2 separate regions of the Homo sapiens genome follow, and region 1 is linked to region 2. The links are chromatin loops, found by intact Hi-C in ENCODE. Cell type or tissue: Caco-2. All regions are shown on one strand. Each heading gives the region's core, and the rest is flanking DNA. Links, peaks and the distances in the headings are about the cores only.

Region 1 (10,966 bases), core at 1,389-9,388, 50 kb before region 2:
CCAGTGGCTCAGTTCAATGAAGCAGTCCCCTAACACATTTCCATGATCATCTCAGCAGCATGTGAGTCTATCCCCCATTCAACTGGGGGCTTCTCTGCACTGGGTACTTTTGGTCTTTGTGTTGCCGCTGCAGTGTGTTAAGGGCTACCGAATGTTCTGGCAACACACAGACAGGAAGCCCTACTTCCCACTACACAGTATAGAGGCCTCTGACTCTGCTCCCTTGTCTGGTATCACCACAGCACTAGAAATGGAATTGAGCACATGTCTTCACCTCAAAGCCTTGCCCTAGGACAGAAACCACATAGCCAGGAACCAAGGCTCAGAGATGTGCGAACAGAAAATGAACTCTGCTTGATGGTGGAGGCATTATGACCTGAAGGAGCACTTCACTCTGCCAAGCTCAGGGGAGGGCACCCACGTTCACTTGAGAGAAGGGGCATGCCTACCTCCTGCCTCCCTCTCTTGGTCTGGAAAGTCTTGGCACTTGTCTGTTTTGACCCTGTGCCACCACGTCTGCATCCCACCCCCTTGCCTACTTCCCTTTCCTTTTGCTCAGGCCAAATATAAACTCCTGGGCAGGAAATGCCTTGAAGGAGCCTGGCCCCACCCTGAGATCCAGAGAAAATTATCTCTGATAGAAAGGAAATGGGCCTGAGAGAAGTGGCCTCCCCGGGAAGGGAGCAGACACGACCCCTCCCCCAGCCCCAAGGAGAGCCAGAGGGAGGGCTGTGATGCTGAGCACATAGCAAGGGGCGGAGCCTAGGGCTCTGGGGGCAAGGGTGATGACGTGCATGCTCAGGCCATGGTAGGGCCAAGGGAAGGAGAACCCCAAATGGTGGTCTTACAGCTCTGTAGGGCCTATGGGCGTAGAAGTTACAGGGTACAGTGGGAAGAGTTAACAGGCTAGCCACCTGAAGACGTAGCCTATTTGTCACCTCTCTGTACCTCTTCCTTTTCTTTTTTTAAAATGAGGCCTCACTCTGTCACCAGGGCTGGAGTGTAGTAGCACAATCACAGCTCACTGCAGCCTCGACCTCCCGGGCTCAAGCAATCCTCCCACCTCAGCCTCCAGAGTAGCTGGGACTACAGGCGTGCACCACCATGTCCAGCTAATTTTTGTATTTTTTATATTTTGTAGAGATAGGTGTCTCCCTATATTGCCCAGGCTGGTCTCAAACTCCTTGGCTCAGGCAATCCTTCTGCCTCAGCCTTCCAAATTGCTGGTGTGAGCCACCACCGCCCCTGGTCCTGGCTCTATACTTCTTACTCATTAATGACAGCAATATTTAAGATACTGAATGTAATTATTAATAAAATATAGCAGACACTAATAGTTATACAGTACTTACTATGTGCCCTGAGCCATGGACTTTGTACTGAGCCATTATTATATCCCAGACATTTCTTTAAGTTTTTTTTTTTAATGTGTATTATGTCATTGAATCTTCACAACAAACCTGTGAGCTAAGTGCTCCAATAATATCTCTATTTTACAGAGGAGGAAACTGAGGCCCAGAGATATGGAGTAACTTGCCCAAGGTCAGCAGCTAAGAAGAGGTGAGCCAAGATGCAAATCCAGGCAGTTTGGCTCTAGAGTCAGAGCTACCAAGTTAGAATCTTCCTCATTAAAGAAAAGAAATTGTCTAGGCTGGGGCCTGGCACACAGCAGACACAAAATCATCTACCAGGGTTTTTGTAGTAAGAGTGGTTAGCCTGAATTTAACTTCCTATCAGCCAGGAAAGCACTTGATCATCCTGTATGTCACTTGGTCCCCACAAGAACTCCTCCAAAGCAGGTAATGCCTATGGTACAAATGGGAAAACTGAGGCTGCAATAGGTCATGTAGCTTCTGTTGGACTACAGATTGGGCCAGAAGCCTACCTAAATAACCACAGCCCTCCTGTTGACCTGTTCCCATTTCAGCCTCCCTCGGCTCTCCCTTTAGAATCCACTCCCCATGGACTGTGAATTTATTCAACTAATAATACCCAAGCACCTACTTGGTGCCAAGCCCTATGCTGGGTACTAAGGTCTGAAAACAGAACAAAAACTGAATTCTCCTGCAGCACTCGGCCAGAGCTGCTGCCAGGCCCATCCTTCTCAGGGAGACAGGCTACCATGGACTGGCCTTCGTAGCACTCCCTGGAGCTTGCTTCGGAGGCAAGATAAAGGGGAATAAGCCCTGAAGCAATGGAGCTGGCAGCTAGTACAGCCTGAGGGAAGGAAGCTTGCAGCCCCCAAGACCCTGAGATGGAAGCACTTCGGGGAGGGCTACAGCTTCTGGACAACCTCCTCCCACCCAATTCTAGCATGGGACACGCCAGCTAGTGATCATAAGAGCTAATCCAGCCAGCCTCCTGCCAGCCCCTAACCACCCATGCCTTCTAAATAATGCAACCTGGTTGTCAAGAGAGCATATTCAAATGTCTCTTCCTCCCTGATGCCACCCAGCACCCTGTTCTCCACCCCCAGTACTAGAAGGTGCTAATCAGGCAGGCCTGGTGCTGATGTCAGAACCACACTGCCACCCCCACTGCCCACACTGCCACCCCCACTGCCCAACTCCCTCCTGCACTCCCTCCCCACCCCAATGCAGCTCTGTTTTAGAGCATGAATACCCACTCCTCCATGTCTTCCCTCTATCCATCTGTCCACCTTGGTGATGGAGGGTGAGAAGAAGTGCACAGAGCAGACAGGCAAGGACCTGGGGACTGCCTGTCCAGAAGTGACTGATCACTGGTGCGTGTGATGAGCACTCAGGTGGGGAAGGAGACCCGAACCTCAGCTCTTGCCTCCTGGCCAGGCATCTGGAGAGAGGCATGGCCCAGTCATTAAAGATGTCAGGAGGTGGAGTCAGACCACCTGGGTCCTGATCCCAGCTCCATCACTCCCCGGATATGTGACCTTGGGCAAGTTTATTAAATAAAAGAGAGACAAAGATAGCAGTACCTACCTTATGGAATTGCCATGAATGCTAAAGAAGTTAAAATTTGCCAAGAATTTAGAAGAGTTCACTATTATTATTGGTGTCACCATCACTACTATAGCCTGTTGAGTGTCGCGAATGCCACTAAAGAAGGCCAGAGGAAGGGAGCCCTGTGGGTGGGCATGGCCAAAGGGAGCTTTTCTGGGTAAGGTGGACTCTGAAATGACTGCAAAGTCCAGACCGAATGCCCACGAGGTGGCAGGTTTGAGAACTGCCCACCCCCAGGTCAGTGAAAAACAACCAAATGACAGGACTGCAGAAGGTACTACCAAGCAACAATAATGGCAATAATTTTATTTATATTGTTGGATTTAATATTCAACAACTCCATGAGGTGGGTACATATCTCCATTTTAGAGCTGACAAAATGAAGGCTCAGAGAAGTTAAGTAATTTGCCCAAAGTCTCCCAGCACTGTGAACATGAGAGCTTGTGTACAGCTCAGGACGTATTTTACTTCTGCTCCACTCTGACCCCTTTTCCACATTCCCCTCTCTGTTTTTCCCATTTAGAAGGCCCTGCTGGTGTGGGCACTGCTCAGGACAGATGTTTGGGGACAAGCTCTTCCCACAAGCTCACTGCCTCTGCCACAGCCTGACTTGACCTCAGCCTGGAGCAGAAAGGCTGGCTGCAGGTGCCTATCTCACACCTCAGACAGGCCAGCCTTTGGCCAGCCCAGATAAAGGACAGGAAATCCTAGGCCACGTCCCTTGGAGCTCACTCTCTCACAGGAACAGAGTTGCAGCCAGGGCAGGGGTTCCTCTGTGGTGGGGAAGCTGCCGAGTCAGCCCCGGCTGCCATGGCTGCTGGGTGTGGTTTGGGGAAAACAGGGAGGGCTGAGGGTCAGGAGACCTGGGCTCCAAATCCTCCCTCACTGGAGACTGTTCTTCCCTTCCCTGGGCCTCAGGTGGAGACCACCACAGATCATTCTGGGGAAATCATACCATCTACTTTACAGGGCTGCTCTAAGAACACAATGGAATCATGGAAGTGAAAGTGCCTTGGCAACTGAAGAAATGGGAGGACTCATAGTCATCATCATCAACTGCCAGGGGAAGGAATGGCTACGTTGGTATTTCTCACTGTCTGATTCACTCTTCTAGGCCCCACTGTGGGCATGGCTCATACTCATTTCCGGCTTCAGTACTCCCTAAAATATCCCCTTCCCTCCACCCACCCCTGACCAACTCCAAAGATAAAACCGAGTGGCAGGAAAGCAGGGTACGCTGGAAGCCCCCCACATATTACATTGTATTTAACTCAACAAGGGGAACACCTACTAACACCAGGCTTGTCCTCCACTATGGGGGCACCAATAAGAAGGCCCTACCTTCCAAGGGCTCTCCAATCGTGAGAGCTGGCTGGACCTGAACCATAAACAAATCAGTGTTGTCTAAGGTATTTGCACCCAAGATTCTGGGGGTTAGGAGTCTACCTGTTGTGGTAACCAGAAAAGGATTATGGAAAAGTCATCTGAACAAGTTCAGACTATAAATAAACTAAGGGGAGTGAGGGGTTTCCAGTGCCCCATTTCCTGCCCCCACATGTTAAGGGGGCCATAAACAGTAGCATGTAGGGAGGACAGAGGACAGTGATGAGGCTGGGAAGGGGGCTGCTCCAGGTCTGAGAAGGAGCGCAGACGCTTGAAGGTTGTTTGGCCTAGAGAAGACACAGGTGCACTTGGGTTCCATCCTCAGATCCCTGAAGGTCAGAGAGAGCAGACAGGGTCCAGGTGGTCCCAGAGGGCACACTCGGAACCCAGGGTTAGAAGCCTCAGGGAGGCACAGTTAAGTTCAACATAAGAGAAAACTTTCACACATTCCAAAGACGAAAGCAACTTGCTTGAAACATATCACATTCCCAGGTATTGAACATGAGTGAGCAGGAACTGCACAAGTACCTGTCGGGAAGCCCCAAGCTTCAGAAGGAAAGTTGGACCTAGTGCCCTCTAAAGGTCCTTCTGCCCTGAGCTCTGCCTGCATACCTACCTCTAGAGGGGTTGTGGGAGAGAGCATAAAGGTGACTGGAGCTGGCTAGGCCCTTGGCTGCTTCCCACAGGGACCTAGGATCCCAGGAGCACCTTGGGCTGGTACGACCCAGGGGGAGCAGTTCACTCATTAACTTGTGGCTGAATGGGTCAGAGAGTGGCTGGCCACTAGGGACAGACACAGGCTTGGGGAGGGGCCAGAGAGCAAACTGCAGAAATGCCCAAGCACAAGGAGAACCCAAGCTGTGGCAATTCAGGGCTTGGCCAGCTCCAACTGACCCAGCCAGCTGAGAACATTCAGTGTCTGGGCCTGATTGAATTTGAAGCCAGCTCACCATTGCCTGGTAGATAAGAAAAGGGTCTTGAGTGGGGAGGCATACTTGCATAGCTGAAAGGAAGGCTCACAGACCACTGAGTCTGCCTGCCAACTGCCCTACCCACTTTATAGTTGTGGAAATTGAGGCCCAGAGAAAGCAAAAATCACTCACCGAGAGAAAGCTATAGAGGGGGCAGAACCAGAAGCCGTTTCCCAACTCTGTAGTAGGCCCACGGGGTGGTTCCTTCTCTTCCTACTGAAACTGCAGGAAACTGCATATGGTCTGGAGCTTTCTAAATTGGGTCTGGGTCTGGGTCTGGGTCTGGGTCTGGGTCTGGGTCTGGGTCCTGGCCCGACCCTTACCAAGTGCCACTGCTTGTCCAGATACAGGCTCCCGGAGGAAGGCATCCTCCTCCACTTACAGAGGTCCTCAGCCTCTCAGCAGCAATCATGTGGTTGGCTGTCCCCATTTCCACTGCAGCCTGGTGTGGAGGGACCCACAGCTGTACTGAAAACAGACACACATTCACACAGCCTCACCCCATACCCAGCATCGGCAGACCCTTTGGGTGGGCATTTCTTGCTCTTTTAGACTTTCAAATTGAGATGAGGCGATCAACTACTCCTAGAAACACCCCCCTACCCCTTTTTAACTCTGATGCTGGACCCCACTGCCCATCCAAATCCCCATCAATTCACTCCGCTCCCCTTCTCAATACCATCCAAGCTGAACCCATGTCCTTCAAATGGTGTGAATAACTGCTTCCGTTTGCCAAGTAAAGGATGGAGGGGCAGACTTTTCACTGGCCCCAGAAGTTCCCGTGAGTGAATGTTTGTCAATGTTCCCTTGGGGGAAGGTGAGGGTTCAGGATATGGTCTCTTTAAGGCCTGAGGTGGACAGGGAGTTAGTTAATGACCATCCCCTAGAGATGACTTTCCAAGGTGGTTATTATGTGGCTCAATGATTAACCAAGCAGTGGCAGGACCCCAGGCTTGTTGGAAGGAGGCTGCTCTTTTCCCAAAGACAGCCCAAGAGCAGGAGCCTGCAGTCAGGGAGAACATTCCTGGGGTCTTTCTCTCCCTCTCTGACAGGCTGTGGTGAGGTGGGTGGGGGCAGAGGCCTGCACTGAGGGAATCTCTCCCTCAGCCCCACATGGGGGTAGAGGGCTGGCCCGGATATGGAGGAAGTCAGCACACCCTTACTGGGGCGGAAGGGAAAAGAGAGACAGTGAGGGTTTTTATCATGAATGAGAGAGGAAGCTCCAAGCTGGGCCTTGGTGATTAGATGACAAGCTGGGAAAGACGTTCATCCTGAATGCATCCTGTTTTGCTCTGAACTGGCCTCAGGGGCCAGGCGCAGGGGAGGGGCCTAGGTGGAGAGCAGCCTCCCAGAATTCTCCCAGACCTGCGTACCCCAAACTCCTGGGTGCCCTGGACTGGGGAAGCAAGTGTGAGAGTGAGAACTGTCATTTACTGCTAGAGAAACAAAGGCAGGAAGTCTCCGCAAGAAGCCTCCATGGGTCAGCCTCCAGATCTGGAGCCCTAGAGGCGGCTAACATCTGGGCTGGGACCTTTCCTGGGCCTCTCTTCCAAGGTTCAGCTCAAATGCCACTGCCTCTGTCCGTCACCTTCCCCTCAGTCAAAAGCAATCACTCCCTGGAATGGATTTCCCAGGGCAGAATGGACGTCCAGGGCAAATAAGTCCTTCTCAACAATTGGAAATATGAACACTTACCGGTTATTTGATAATATTAAGAAACTATTTTAGGTGTGATAATGGTTGTTTTTATGAATCCTTATCTTTTAGAAATACGTATTGAAATATGTATAGATGAACTGATAAGGTTTCTGGGATTTGTTTCAAAATAACAAGGGCATGATGTAGATAAGAGTATGGACAGGGCAGGATTGGCCATGGGCAAATGGCTGTTGAAACTGGGTGATGGGTACATGGGGTCTTAGTACACTAATTATCTCTATTTTTATATATGTTTGAAATTATTCACAATAATTTTTTTGAAGTCCTCACCAAGGTATTATTATTTAATACATAAATAATTAGTGGCATGTATTATTTATGCCACTAACCCCCAAACTAGATGGTACATTCCCTGGAACTGGGGGTTTTTACTCTGTGTCCTCCACAAGACCTAGCACCAAGCCTAAACTTAATGACTAATAATTTATACAGCACATGGTAGTTTACAAAGCACTTAGCTATGGATCCCCTAGTTTAATCCAGTGAAGTGGAAAAAATGAGGAGAAACCCAGAGTCGGAGAATTTGAGGGGGGCGGCAGAGCCTGGAGTTAAAGCTCCCCATGTTCAACTCCCAATCCCCTGTTCTTTGCTCCACACCACCCTGAACTCCTAGGGAACTTAACATTCAGTTCTAAAATTCCTGTGTGTGGTCGAGGTAAACAGGAACAGCAACTGTTTAGCATGCAAGTTACCAACCTGCAGGGCTGGGGAAAAGGAAACTCCACCCACAAACACAGCACTTCAGACTTGTGACAAGGGCCCAGGCTGTGGCCTCCAGTCCACTGATTCCTATCTACCAGGACCCTTCCCGAATGCATGCCCATGCACACGTGCGCACACACAAACCAAGACCCCTTAATAAACACCTGACACCAGCAACTGTGTGCCCAACCCAGTGCCCAACTACCCTGTTGTGGGGTGGGGAAGAATGTAAAACTCACCTAGATCTCCGGGAGCTCACACTTCCCACCCTAAAGCCCTTGTATCTTTGAAATCTGCTGTCCCTATTTTATCTGCTGAACAGCTTTCCCAAGGCCCAGGGCCATGACACCTGATCCTAACCAAACTGGGAGCCTAAGGCAAAAGGTCCTTCTCTTCTTTTCAAGGCAGAGGCAACCCTTTCTTCTAGCCAGAAAAGAGGTGAGGGCACAGCCTGCACGTGATAAACCTGCCATCTGTTGAACCTGAACTTTCCATGGCTCAAATAAGGAGCTCCAGGAGTCTCCTAGCAGCAAAGCAGCTGCAGCTGTGACAGCTTCCCAATTGGAGACTCCATCCCCTCCTTCCTTTGGGACCTTCTTGCCTTTGTGTCCCTGTTGCTATCCTCTAAACCTAGACACAGGGGTCTTCTGCTCCCTCTCCAATCTGTAGTCCCAATAATGGAATTTTAAAACTTTAAGAGGACAGAGAGGGACAACATTCGAGTCTTCTTGGTGCCACTTTCTTTGCTTCTCTGCTGGAACTCAGGAGGTATTGTGTTTGAATAAGGAAGGCTCTGCCATCCTCCCCACATGACTCACTGCAAGCCCTGTCTCAAGCAAGCACACAGCGCACACAGCCCCTTTGCTTTGCACACCTTCAGTTCAGCCCTTCTTGCTCTAAACACCTCCAGATATCATCTGTAGGCAGCTTCTCCTCTCTAGGTGGGGGAGGGGAGCTGTAGATGCACAGAGAGGTTTAGCATAATTCTCCAAAAACAGGAGAGGCAGTGTCCAGTGTGGTGTTTCCTAGCACTAAATATAGAGGTCTAGGGAGCAGAAATCCAAAATCCAAAGTCCAACACATTAACAAAAGGCCACGTCCCTAAAATGAAAACCAGCCCAGAATGTCCAGCTAGATGGCAGCTGTACCTTTAGAGTGAAAGAGTTTCACTACCGACCCCTATGCCCTTACAGCAAAACACCACCCTTCCCATCACACTCTTCCCACTGCGAAAGCCACCCAGAAATCACCTGCAGCCTTCTTCTCCATGCCTTTGGGCTGCCCACCTTCCCATCGCATCCGCAGACAAGATTTGTCCCCCTTTCATTCCAGGAGGATGAAAATGAGAGGAAAACTCAGAGGGCAATAATACAGGTGTGGGGGGCGGGGGGGCGGCAAACCCTAGAGTGGGGAGGGAGCAGGTCGCACAGGAGGAGTCAGGGTTTGAAAATAGCCCTGGGTGTGATTCATTAACCCCTCCTCCCCGCTTAGGCTCTGACTGGGAGAGAAGCCAGGCCCTGGGACTTGGGGGTAAGCATAGGCTCCAAGCCAGCCCAATCTCTGAGGCCCCCAACCTCTGGGGCCCCAGGCTCTGGAAGAAAACTCCCACCTCTCCCTACCTTGGTCTGGCTGCTGTCGCCCACCCCTCCACGCACACTCTAGTTTTCCAGCTGGCTTAGCTGCATAATCACCACAAAGCTCTCCGTGTGCATAGCTGCTGCCACCCCGAGCGTCTCAGAGACAACCTTTTACCTGCCAGTTAGGAGCCTGACCCCAGGTACCAAGTAAACAAATGTCAGGGTGAAAGAGACCGGGCCCTTTAGATACTGAAATCAAGCTGCCACCTGAGGTGTGGCTGAAAACACTATGGCCCACACAGTAGTATGACTCGCCTAAGGTCACATGGACTGGCTGAACCCCAGTTTCCTGAGTCGTAATTCAGCGCGCAACTTTCACAAGTGTCAGGAGGAACGTGGAGAGAACCCCACACTACCTAATTTGGAAATTCCAAAAACTTCCACTAAAAGCCTTTCCTCTAATCCAAACCCATTTTGGACTTTATGGGAAAATGAGGCCTATGAAGATGAGACGTGTCCAAACGTTTTCGCTTGGTCCCCGCAGCTATCTTAATACCAAGAAGTCCTGGGCATTTCTCAGGAGAGAAAGCAATGAGGCAGTGGCCGACGGGAAAACCCATACAGCCGGACGGGGGCTTCCTGGAAATGCCCTCGAAAGCAGAGAAAGGAGAGGGCAGGAGATCTGGCGCGACCCGGCAACAGAGCCTGAAGCTCTGCCGCCCCCGGCCAGCTGCAACGCCCCTCCAAAGCCCCAGAGCGACGGCTGCGAGACCCACGGGCCCGGCGGTAACAGGCGGACAGCTGCCTTCCACCGCCCCACTCGCGAGGCTTCGCTGGAAGACGCGCGGCTGGCGCGCTCGGGGGTCCCCCAATTTCGGCGATTCTGACCCCCCAATCCCAGGGGCGGGGGTGGCTCGGCTCGCTTCCTCCCTGTCTCTTGCGTACGCCGCCCGGCGGAACCGCTAGGAGAAGGGCCGAGCCGGAGCGCGCCAGAGAGGCAAAGCGGGGAGAGGGAGCCCCAGGCGCCCCCGTTTGTCTGGATCTCCCCCTGCCGTCGCCCAGACTCCTACCTGGAGGCCGCGTCCACCCCTTTGGGTTCGGGCGCTGACACAGAGCGAGCGGGCAGGAGGCGAGCCCAGGAGGGACTGCTCCGTCCGGGACACACGCGGGGCCTGGGGTCGGGCAGGGGTGACGGTGCCAGCCAGAAGAGCAGCTGCCGCGGCTGCTTAGCCGTTGTCAACCCGAGTCCACTCAGCTCAAGTGGGGAGGGAGCGTCGGCGAGTAGGGCTGTAGGGACGCCCCGCCCACCTCCCCTCGGCCAATGGGGGCGCAGTCTGGCCCACCGGACTCGCCAGAAAGTCACCCAAATCTGGGTGGGCGGGGCACTGCCTGCAGGTCCTCCAAGGCCCTCGCCGCTGCCTTTCCCTCCGGTCACACCGCTGCCAGGGAGGAGGTGCAAGCCCAAAGACTGAGGCTCAAGCAGTGACTTGGCCAGGCACACAGGCTAATATTTATTGAGTTCTGAATGAGTCCGGCACTGTTTGGGGGATTTAAACACATATGCTATGTGCCCGGGAGGGTTCAGTGACTTGCTCGGATAATTTATGGGATGTCCAGAAGACACAACTTCAGTGAA
Region 2 (10,966 bases), core at 898-8,897:
TGGTGTATGTGTGGTGTGGTGTGTGTGTGGTGTGGTGTGTTGGGGGGTGTATGTGGCGTGTATGGTGTGTGTGTGGTGTGTGGGGTGTGTGTGTGTGTGGTGGGGTGTGTGTGCTTGTGTGGTGTGGTGTGTGTGTGGTGTGTGTGTGGTGTATGTGTGCTGTGGTGTGTGTGTGCTGTGGTGTGTGTGGTGTGTGTGGTGTGTATGGTGTGTGTGAGGGGTGTGGGGTGTGTGTGTGGGGTGTGGGGTGTGTGTGTGTGGTGTGAGGTGTATGTGTGGTGTGTGGTGTGTGTGGTGTGGTGTGTGTGGTGTGTGTGGGGTGTGTGTGTGTGGTGTGGTGTGCGTTTGGGGGTGTGTGTGGGGTGTGTGTGGTGTGTGGGGTGTGTGTGTGTGGTGTGTGGTGTGGTGTGTGTGTGGTGTGTGGTGTGTGTGTGGTGTGGTGTGTGGTGTGTGTGGTGTATGTGTGGTGTGTGTGTGTGGTGTGGTGTGTATGTTGTGTGGTGTGGTGTGTGTGTGATGTGTGTGTGCTGTGTTGTGTGTGTGTGGTGTGTGTGTTTGGTGTGGTGTGTGTGGTGTGTGGTGTGTGTGTGGTGTGTGGTGTGTGTGTGTGGTGTGTGTGGTGTGTGGTGTGGTGTGTGTGTGGTGTGTGGTGTGTGTGGTGTGTGATGTGTGTGTGTGGTGTGTGGGGTGTGTGTGTGTGGTGGTGTGTGTGTGGTGTGTGGTGTGTGTGTGGTGTGTGGTGTGTGGTGTGTGTGTGTGGTGTGGTGTGTGTGTGTGGTGTGTGTGATGTGTGTGTGTGGTGTGGTGTGTGTGGTGTGGTGTGTGTGTGTGGGGTGTGGGTGTGTGTGTGTGTGGTGTGGTGTGTGGGGGTGTGTGTGGGGTGTGGGGTGTGTGGGGTGTGTGTGTGGTGTGTGGTGTGTGTGTGTGTGGTGTGTGGGGTGTGTGTGTGGGGGAGTGTGGTGTATGTGTGTGGTGTGTGGTGTGTGTATGGTGTGATGTGTTTGTGGTGTGTGTGTGGTGTGTGTTTCATGTGTGTGGAGTGTGGGGTGTGTGGCTGTGTGTTGCGGGGGAGCGGGTGAGAAACTGACTCATGCATGCTTCGTTGTACCAAGGGGCCATGGATGCCTTCCGGGCCCTGACTGGCCTCCAGGGGAAGACACAGCAAACACGTATTGGACTATTTATACTGGGTTCATCTCACACTTAAACGTCTTGTCCCTTGGCTGCCCCTAACACAAGAGCAGCTCAAAGCAATCCTGAGCCCTGGCCTGGCCTTTTGCCACCTTCCCACCATCCCTGGCTTCTGGGGTGTCAGCCTTCATCTCCCAAATGGATCACTTCTATTCCTAGACCCAGGCATAGTCAAAGTAGAGGGCTGAGGAGTTGTGGCAAAGGAGCAGACTGGACCTGAGACCCTAACCCTGGAATTTTCAAATATAGAATAACCCTCATTCTTTGCTGTGGTGCCTCTAGTACACAGTTTCGGAAGCTGCTTCCAACAAATCATGTGTATTGACCACCTACTCCATGTCAGGCACTTTAAAGACACAGCCTTGCCGAGCGTGGTGACTTACGCCTGTAATTCCCGCACTTTGGGAAGCCAAGGCGGGCTGATCACTTAGGGTTAGGAGCTCGAGACCAGCCTGGCCAACACGGTGAAACCCTGTCTCTACTAAAAATACAAAAAAAAAAAAAAATTAGCTGGGCGTGGTGGCGGGCGCCTGTAATTCCAGCTACTCGGGAGGCTGAGGCAGGAGAATCGCTTGAACCCGGGAGGTGGAGGTTGCAATGAGCAGACACTGCACTCCAGCCTGGGCAACAGAGCGAGACTCGGTCAAAAAAAAAAAAAAAAGACTTAACCCACCCACCAAATGTTCGTGGCATTTCTGTGAGGCGGGCACTGATTAGTGTCATTCTGCAAACAAGGAAATTGAGGCTCGGAGAAGACTTGCTCGAAGGCACACAGCTAGTATGTGTGCCTGTGGGTGTGGGGTGGAATTGAAACCCAAGTTTGTGTGCTTCACCCCTCCTCATACCTCTTCAGCTGATGAAGGGCTCCATATGGTGGGGGAGGGAAGGGGCTCGGTTTCCCTATCAGGACCATGAGAAGTTTGAATAAGATGATCTGAGAGGGCCCTTTCAGCTCTGACAGGATCTGTCCCGGCCATTCCCCACCCCTCAAACCCCTCAGTCTCCCGCACTCAGGGGGCCTGGCTCAGAGAGGGAGGGTGGCTCACAGCAGCCCGTGCCCTTGACTGAGCTCCCGAGCCCAGAGAGCCTGCCTTTCTGACTGGGGCCTCAAAGCAGCAGCATTGGAAAAGGGAGCACGCAGTCCAAGTGTGTGGATCCGGCAGGCTGCCTCTTAGCCCTGAGATCCAGCCATGTGTTGATTCACATCTGCCAAGGACATGAGCAACCACAGACCTGTGCATATGCATGTGCATGCACGTGGACCTTCACGCCGTGTGCATGCTTTTGTATGTCTACAGGCTTTTTGGAGATGTGCCTGGCTGTGTCTCTGTGTGTCCCTCATGCTTGTGCATAGGAGGGTATGTATCTGATGTGCCTGTGTGCTTACCTCTGTATATGCATGCATGCATATGTGTGTGAGTCTACATCATGCTAGGAATGTGCACTGTCTGTGTGTACATGTGCATTTGCCTGTTTGTGCCAGGGTATATGTGTGTTCGTCTCTATGTATGTGTGTATGCACACTTGAATGGTGTGCCTGTGCATATGTGTGTGGGGTTGAATATGCACAAATGCACGTGTATGTCCTCTGTGGACACACTCATAAGTGAATGCGTGCAAACGTCTGGGACCCATGATAGAGATCCTCAACCTTCTCTTGGGGCTGTCCTAGCCCACCAGTTTTGTTTTGTTTTGTTTTGTTTTGTTTTGTTTTGTTTTGTTTTGTTTTGTTTTGTTTGAGACATAGCCTTAGTCTGATGGCCAGGTTGGAGTGCAGTGGTGCGATCATGACTCACTGCAGCCATCCTCCTGCCTCAGCCCCACAAGTAGCTGAGAAAACAGGCATGCATCACCATGCCTGACTAATTTTAAATTTTTTTTTCTAGAGACACAGTCTTACTATGCTGCCCAGGCTGGTCTTGATTTCCTGGACTCAAGTGATCCACCTGCCTCGGCATCCCAAAGTGCTGGGATTACAGGCGTGACACCATACCTATAATTACTATTCCTCCTCCTCCTCCTCCTCCTCCTCCTCCTCCCCTCCTCCTCCTCCCCTCCTCCTCTTCCTCCTCCTCCTCCTCCTCCTTCTTCTTCTTCTATAGGATCTTGCTCTGTAGTCCAGGCTGGAGTGTAGTGGTGCAATCATAGCACACTGCAGCCTTGAACTCCTGGGCTCAAGCAATCCTCCCAATTCAGTCTCCTAAGTAACTGGGACTATAGGTGTCCATTATGCATCACCGTGCCCAGCAAATTTTTTTTATTTTTCATAAAGGGTCTCATTATTGCCCAGGCTGGTCTGGAACTCCTGGCCTCAATCAATCCTCTCGCATTGGCCTCCCAAAATGCTAGAATTATAGGCATGAGCCACTGCTCTTAACCTAGCCCAACAGTTTCCAAGAGGCTGACAGGGGTTAGGACATGTTTTCTGGGCATCTGAGAAGTTGGGGTAATGAGTGCAAAGAGATTTAAATCCATGCCAAGCACCTAGAACAGTTAACTGGGGTAGGGGACAGAGGTGCCTCTCGGGCGTCAAACCTCAAAGGCACTTTAATTTTCCCTTCCCTCGTCATTATCATTCCATCCAGCTCTCTATCATTTCTTCCTCTCCCATCCTTATTTCCACTGCAGCTGCCTCCTTCCTGGCCTCTGCATCTCCACTTGGGCCCTTCCACACCATCCCTGCCCACTACTGCTGGAGTGCTTTTTCTAAAACCGTCCACTTAATTATATCCCTATTATGCTGAAATCAGCCCCTTATTCCCCAAAACAGTAGTCACCAGACTTTCAGATTTCATGGATGAGGAAAGTGTTCTTAAATAAATAAATAGGGAAACAATCAGCATGTCGCAAACTTTGTAATTTTGCTGAGGGCAGACATTTAAAAAATTTCTCACTCATATTTTGTAGGAGAAAGATCATTTGAATCCCCACCCCCACAGGAAGGACACAACAGTCTCCAAATAAAGAATAGTCCTTTGAGTTGAATTAATTTAGTTTTATGAACACTGCACGACATTATCCCTACTTTTCTCTCATTCCACCACAGATGGTTGAAAAATCTCATTCAGGACCCCTACTAGATGAGGACCATGAATCCACAGATTAATTCCAAACCCTTTGGGAAGTAGTCTCTGCTTCCCTTTCTCAAGCTCCTATCCTCTCTAACCCTACATTTGAGCCACATCACGAAAGAAGCCTTTCCCCCAGCCCACTACCATTTGACTGCCTCCAAACTCTAGCTCACGAAGTTCCCTCTGCCAGGCATGCCTGGAATGCCCTTCCCCCACTTTTGGACTGACAAACTCTTCTCTTCCTTTAAGCCTCAGGCTCAGCCCAAATGTGACCTCCTGTGAAACCTCTCCAAGTCCCTCCCGGTGGAATGGATCTTTCCTTCCCAAAGGTCCCAGCATTCTTTCATCCTGTCTTACAGTCAGGCTAGTCGTTTGAAAGTCTTCCTACTGGGTTGGACTGTGGGAAACCACACAGCGTCAAGAAAGGCATGGACTTAGGAGCTCAGATCCCAGCTCTGCCAGTCATATCTGAGCAACCTTGTAAATATTTCTTAACTATTCACAGTGTCTTTTCCCTATCTATAAAAGCAGGAAAACAATGGGTTGTGCTGAGGATCACTGCCACATGAATGAATTAAAAGTGCCTAGGTCTGGTACATAGTGGATACTAAATAAATATTAGTTTCTTGGTTCTTGAGAGTGGAATCATGCTTTACACACACTTGTGGGTTCGGCTGTGCTCATGTATCCCCCATGGCCAGGATATAGTAGACACTCAACAAATATTTACTGACAAACTGACTATTTAGCACAATGTCTGGCATATAGTAGGTGCCTGGTAAATATTTGTCACTTTTCTTATATTCTCTTTGAGGACAAAAGCCATGTCCTTCTTTGTCTTCTTTTAAAAAATGGAGATGGGGGTCTCCTTATGTTGCCTAAGCTGGTCTTGAACCCCTGGCCTCAAGTGATCCTCCCACCTCGGCCTCCCAGAATGCTGGGATTACAGACGTGAGCCACTGTGTCCAGCCCTTTTTTGTCTTTGTGTAGCTCCAGTGGTGCCTAGCACAGAGTATGTGCTTTTATATATATGGATAGAAATTAATAATAATAATAATAATAGATACCATTGTTTGTGTGGATGCTCCACACCAGGCATCCTGCTAGGAAGCTTACACACATTATCTCCTGGATTTGCATACATTTGCTATGTAAACAATAACACCAACCTCATCACCCCGTAAGGTTGGTGTTACTATGGTCCTCATTCTAAAGCTGAGAGGAAACTGAGGTTCAGAGAGGTTAAGTATCTTGCCTTTGTGGCAAGATCCAGGAAGCAACAGAGGCGAGTTTTATTAAAAAGAGCCAACTAGCAGACTTGTTTGTATGGGAATGCAACAGAAGGTCACAGAACTGGTTAAGTGACAAAGGTGAGACTTGAACCCAAGCCTTTCTAACTCCGAGAGCCTCAGGTAGTCTCAGAAGCCCGTCTGGTCCGTTTTCCCAGCTGGTGCGCAGTGGTCCACATCTGCCTCCTTCCCCCCTGAGCAGCGGGATGGGCTGGGGCTGGCCAGTCACTTACCTTCACCTTCCTGAAGCAAGACCAGAAAACGTCCAGCAGAGGCATGGTGGCGCGTGGGGAGCTTCTAGGGCCGGCGGGGCTGTGCCGGGCACCGGCTCCTCCCTCTCTGGGGACGAGGCTAAAAGAGGCCCGGGGCTCGGCGAGAGCCAGCCCGGTCCCTGCGCTCCATGAGCCGGCCCCGCGAGGGGAGAGGCGGAGAGCAGCGGTTGCCGGGGCTCAGCTGCCTCGACAGCGGGCGCCTCCCGCCTCCTGGAAGGCCACCGAGGGAGGGAAAAAAGGAGGGAGGGAGAGAGGCCGGCTAAGGAGGAGGGACCAGGAGGCGGGTCACTGATTCAAACTCGGCACCGTTAGCCAGTTGGCTGGAACGGGACAGCAATGCCAATTGAAATTCCCTGAACATTACAGTTCCCCGGCTCCGGGTGTCCGGCCCTCCTGCCGGCTCCCCTGCCAGCCCCGCCACCTGCATGCTGGCATTGCCTGCCTGCTTGCTTCTTGGCTGACTGACACGCCAGCTCTCCTTGGGGACCTCTCGGTAGAGCCCAGACCACACAGGGCCTGTGGAAAGAGTGCCAAGGAAAAGGGGCAAGGAAGGAGAGCCCCGGCCCCAGCAGGACCGAACAAGGTGTGAATGCAGTCCACGGAAGGGGAAAAGCTTGCAGCCTTAGAAGCCCCTCTCAGACAGGTGCCCTGGCCCTGCCTCAGTAGATTATTCTCCAGCCCTCTGAAGTGAGGACTCTTGACTCACTGTGGCATCTCGGAGAGGCCCCTTCCTCCTGGGTCTCAGTTTTCCCAGCTGTACAATGAGATGCCGGGTTAGAGGTCTCTAAGTATCAAATCTGTTTGGGGTTAGGTACAGGGCAAGTCTCAAAGAAACTCCACTCTGGACAATCACAGTTCCTCTCAGAACTCCCCTGCTGCTCCTGGGAGTCCATAGGAAGTCAGGTCTTGCCCCAAAGAGAATCTGAGCCCTCAAATGCCATTTCATCCATCCCCCTGCCCCAGGGCATAACAGCAGCTCTCTCCCAGCTCAGATAGACTGGGTGTATGCCCTTTTCTGAACATCTTCTGAAGAGATGATGGCTTCCCTCCTTTATCCAGTCCCATGCTCAGGACCCTCTAAGCCCAGAAGTTTAGCCTGAAATCTAAACTTGAACCCTCTGGATGCCCTGAAAGGAAAGAAAGTCAGCAGCAGGCAGTTCTAGAGGCTTTCTGGGCAGAAAGCCATTAAGAAGCAGTGACCCTCCCCCTCTCTCAGCCCCTCCCCAGACATCAGAAGGCAGGGTGCCATGGCTGGTAGCCAGAAGGCTCCCAGGGACCCCATGGCAAAAGGCCAGGCTTGGGTCTCTGGAGGCACATGTCATCATGAGGCCCAGAATAACTAACTCTCCCTGGCCTCACTTCTGTTTCAGAGACCCAAGCTAGTCAGGCAAACAGCCAGGTCCTGGGACCCTGGAAGGTCCTAGGTTGCTTTAAGCAAGCCTCTACCTGCCTTCGGGGACTTTCTTCATCAGTGGCTTTGTCCGGAGGTTTGTCCAGAGGCTCTGTGAGGGTCCCCCCAGCTCTGTTTACAACTTACTCTGTGACCCTCAGTTTCCTCGTTTGTACCAAGGAGGCTGCAATCACTGACCTCACCCTCTCTCTAGCTCCGACCTCAGGGGTGTCTCAGATGTGAGTTCTGTTGGGCTGTGTCGGGAAGATGGTCAGCAAGAGCCAAGGTAAGTGGCTTCCAACCCACGTCCAGCTGAGCACAGGCTTATAAGGGGAAGCCCTCTGCATGTGGGGGAGGAATAACACGAGGAGTCAGAGCCCAGAGAGAGTTTTCTCCTTTGAGCATATGCCCTCCTGCCCTGCAGCCAGAGACCTGAGGATGGAGAACTGGGAAGCAACTATTACAGGAAAAGCTGCCTGCCCTCCTAGGATGGCCTCATAGTCTTTCACTCTCTGGAGTTCACCTCCTTCTTTCCATTCCAGCCCCTGGGAGGAGATGTGTCAGCCGTGCCTTTGGGCATTCATTCAGGAGGCATTAGTGCGCAGCACACCACATTAAGCTAAGAAACCAGGAGACTTCAGTTTCAATTCTGGGTCTCTCACACCAGTTTTGTCTTGAGGTGGTTTTAAGCCATGAACTCGGAAGTTGACTGCCTGGATTCAATACTAGTTCTGTTACTCTTTAACTGGTGACCTTGGGCCTGTTACTGCCTTAGTGTGCCCATCCGTAAAATGGGGAATAATAATAGTACCTACTTCCTTTGGGAGGTTTAAACAGAATGAATTAAAGCATGTAGTATAGTGTCTGGCATAAAGTACGTTCTCAATATATGTTATTTGTGGCTCATTCTCCATCAGCCAGGAAGGATATTGGTGTTGAGGTTGACATACCTATCAAGGATAATAACTACCATGGCTTCCAGTGCTTTGATGAAACCTCAGACACATGGGTTTCATATTATTGGAGCATTTGTTGCTTCCCTGAGGGTTGCAGCTCTCTATGTTTGCTCTGACCAAACCAAGGAAGAAGGCATGTGCAGATTTTTACAGAAATTATGATTCCATAAAAGATTTTGAGGAGATGAGGAAGGTTGGTACATTTCAGAGTACAAAGTGATTTTGGAATATAAAGAATTTCTTTGGGTTGAATTACATAGAAGTTGGTCACAGACCTGTGTTCCTGAACTATGAAATATGAATATGTGGGTTAAGAAATGGTGTCTCATCATAAATAAACAATTAACAAATAAAAATAAATCTCATTTGGTATTATTGAAGAAGCAGAGGCTTTGGAGCCAGACAGACTTAGATTTGAATCCTGGTTCTGCTACCTCCTAACAGTGTACCCTTACAAAAGCCACTTCCCTTCCCTAAGCCTGTTTCCTCATCTGTAAACTGAGAGTCACTGCTTACATAAGGGGACTGCTGTTAGGAGTTAATGAGATAACATATGCTTGGCACATAGTAAATGTTCAATAAATGTTAGCTCCCTTCCTCTCTCGTCTTGTCCTGAACGCTCCTGGCTCTCCCTGCTTCTGGTAAAGCAGAAGGAGCATTGATTTGACATTATTAGATATGACTTTAGATCCAAGCCCAGCTACTTTTTTGGTTGCATAACCACCTTAGACAAGTCACATTACCTCTGGGACCTTTGGTTTCCATGGCTATAATAGGAGAATAAGGATAAAGATCTCTACTCACCTCCCAGGTTTGTCATTAAGAAAGAAGGAACAGGCCCGGCGCGGTGGCTCACGCCTATAATCCCAGCACTTTGGGAGGCCGAGATGGGCAGATCACCTGAGGTCAGGAGTTCGAGACCAGCCTGATTAATATGGTGAAACCCTGTCTCTACTAAAAATACAAAAAATTAGCTGGGCATGGTGGTGGATGCCTGTAATCCCAGCTACTCAGGAGGCTGAGGCAGGAGAATCGCTTGAACCCAGGAGGCGGAGGTTGCAGTGAGCCGAGATCACGCCATTGCACTACAGCCTGGACGACAAGAGCGAAACTCCGTCTCAAATGTCTAAAAAAAAAAAGAAAAAAGAAACAAAAAAAAAAAAAAGGAAGAAGGAACATGCAGGACCTGATGTGAAGTGGGTTCTCTCAGTTAACACAAGTCCTCCCTCCTCATATCCCTCTTCCCCATATACCCCATGGGGGATCTGAATCAGGCAGGTTCTCCCTTGCCTCACACTCAAGGCCTGACACAACTGGCATAGCAGTAATGAAATCTGCTTTCTTTGGGTGGCGGATATGGAGAGTGTATCATTCAGCGTAGCTGGAACCCAGAGGGGCTGGGCAACTGTGCACAGGCAAGCAGGGAGGCTAGCACATCAAGCCTCGCCTGATCAGCTGCTTGATTTCTCCACCTGGGAACTGGCACTGCCCACAAGAGGGTGTCTTGTTTAAGGCCCAAGTCACTGGTCTTTGCCAAGGAACCCAGGTGAAGGAGAAGACAGGCCCATTATGGCTGAGGCCCATGAGGAAGGAAGAATGGCCTCCCTCCCAGAGACACTGTGTCCATTCCTGTGCCAGATATTGAGCAGAGCACATCTGTGACCATTGGGGGACCAGAGAGAAAACTATATGGAATGAGAAAGGAAGTCAGACCTACTAAACGGGACCGCGGTACACCATTAAAAGTTATGAATGATTTGATGGAGTTTTTATTTACGTGGGTTACATCTATCCATGTTAACTATATTAGAAATTAAGATGGAAACATTTAAGGAATATTGCTTGATTGATTCGTTCGTTGTCAAAGTCATGCTTAAAGATTAAACATGTTAATATAAATAATATATTCTAGAATATATTTTTAATATTTTATGAAGTATAACAATATTTTACAAAACAAAAATAAATTTACCGAGAAGAGTGGGGAGATTTTACATTTGTTGTTATTCTCTTTGATGTTTGGCTGGATTCAGAAGCTAGCTGCTTCTGTTGTGTATTGAAGTATGTAAAGAAAATTCTGCCTCCTGCAGATATGTTAGTTTGAAAAGACCTCCTTGACCTTGACCTTTGGAAAGATTCTCAGGGACCTTCAGGGATTCTTTTCTTTCTTTCTTTCTTTTTTTCTTTTGAGACAGGGTCTCAATCTGTCACCCAAGCTGGAGTGCAGTGGCACGATCATAGCTTATTGTAGCCTCGAACTCTTTTGCCTCAGCCTGTTAAGTAACTGGGACTACAGGTGCACGCCACTACACTTGACTAATATATATATATATATATATATATATATATATATATATATATATATAATATATACTGTATGTAATTTAATAATTTAATATATATTCTATATACTATATACAATAAAATATATTCTATATACTATATACAATAAAATATATTCTATATACTATATACAATAAAATATATTCTATATACTATATACAATAAAATATATTCTATATACTATATATAATAAAATATATTCTATATACTATATATAATAGAATATATTCTATATACTATATAGTATATAGAATATATTCTATTATATATAAATATATTTAGAGATGGGGGTCTCACTATGTTGCCCAGGCATTCCAGGGATTCTTGGACCACAATTTGAGAACCACTGCATTAGAAGATCTTAATTAGACCTCATTAGAGAGTCCTGGAACATCTGAGCTGGAAGAGTCTTGCAGAGCATCCTGTTTGAAACCCCCCTCATTGTGCAAAAAAA

Evidence for each region. A loop is a pair of places that touch in the nucleus more often than their neighbours do. Peaks named below come from ENCODE experiments on the same cell type or tissue, not always from the same donor. Only the 100,000 strongest peaks of a DNase experiment are listed, where the experiment ranks them.
Region 1: it touches region 2 in a loop (2.1-fold over the local background); 5 of 110 quality-filtered maps call a loop at or near these places.

Annotation. Positions count from the first base shown.
Region 1 is chrX:68,693,261-68,704,226 of GRCh38, reverse strand. All of the region lies in intron 2 of STARD8 (StAR related lipid transfer domain containing 8), which reads right to left. Among named protein-coding and RNA genes, the nearest start is that of STARD8, 51 kb to the right of the region's middle. RefSeq lists a silencer at 10,475-10,664. In Caco-2, for the core only: no CTCF peak of the experiment used is centred there; a DNase peak (open chromatin) is centred at 5,086.
Region 2 is chrX:68,642,746-68,653,711 of GRCh38, reverse strand. It overlaps STARD8 (StAR related lipid transfer domain containing 8), which reads right to left and starts at 6,046. Exons shown (of 15, transcript NM_001142503.3): 1 at 5,785-6,046. The coding sequence starts at 5,829. It also overlaps the pseudogene COX6CP12. In Caco-2, for the core only: no CTCF peak of the experiment used is centred there; a DNase peak (open chromatin) is centred at 5,831; H3K4me3 peaks cover 267 bases.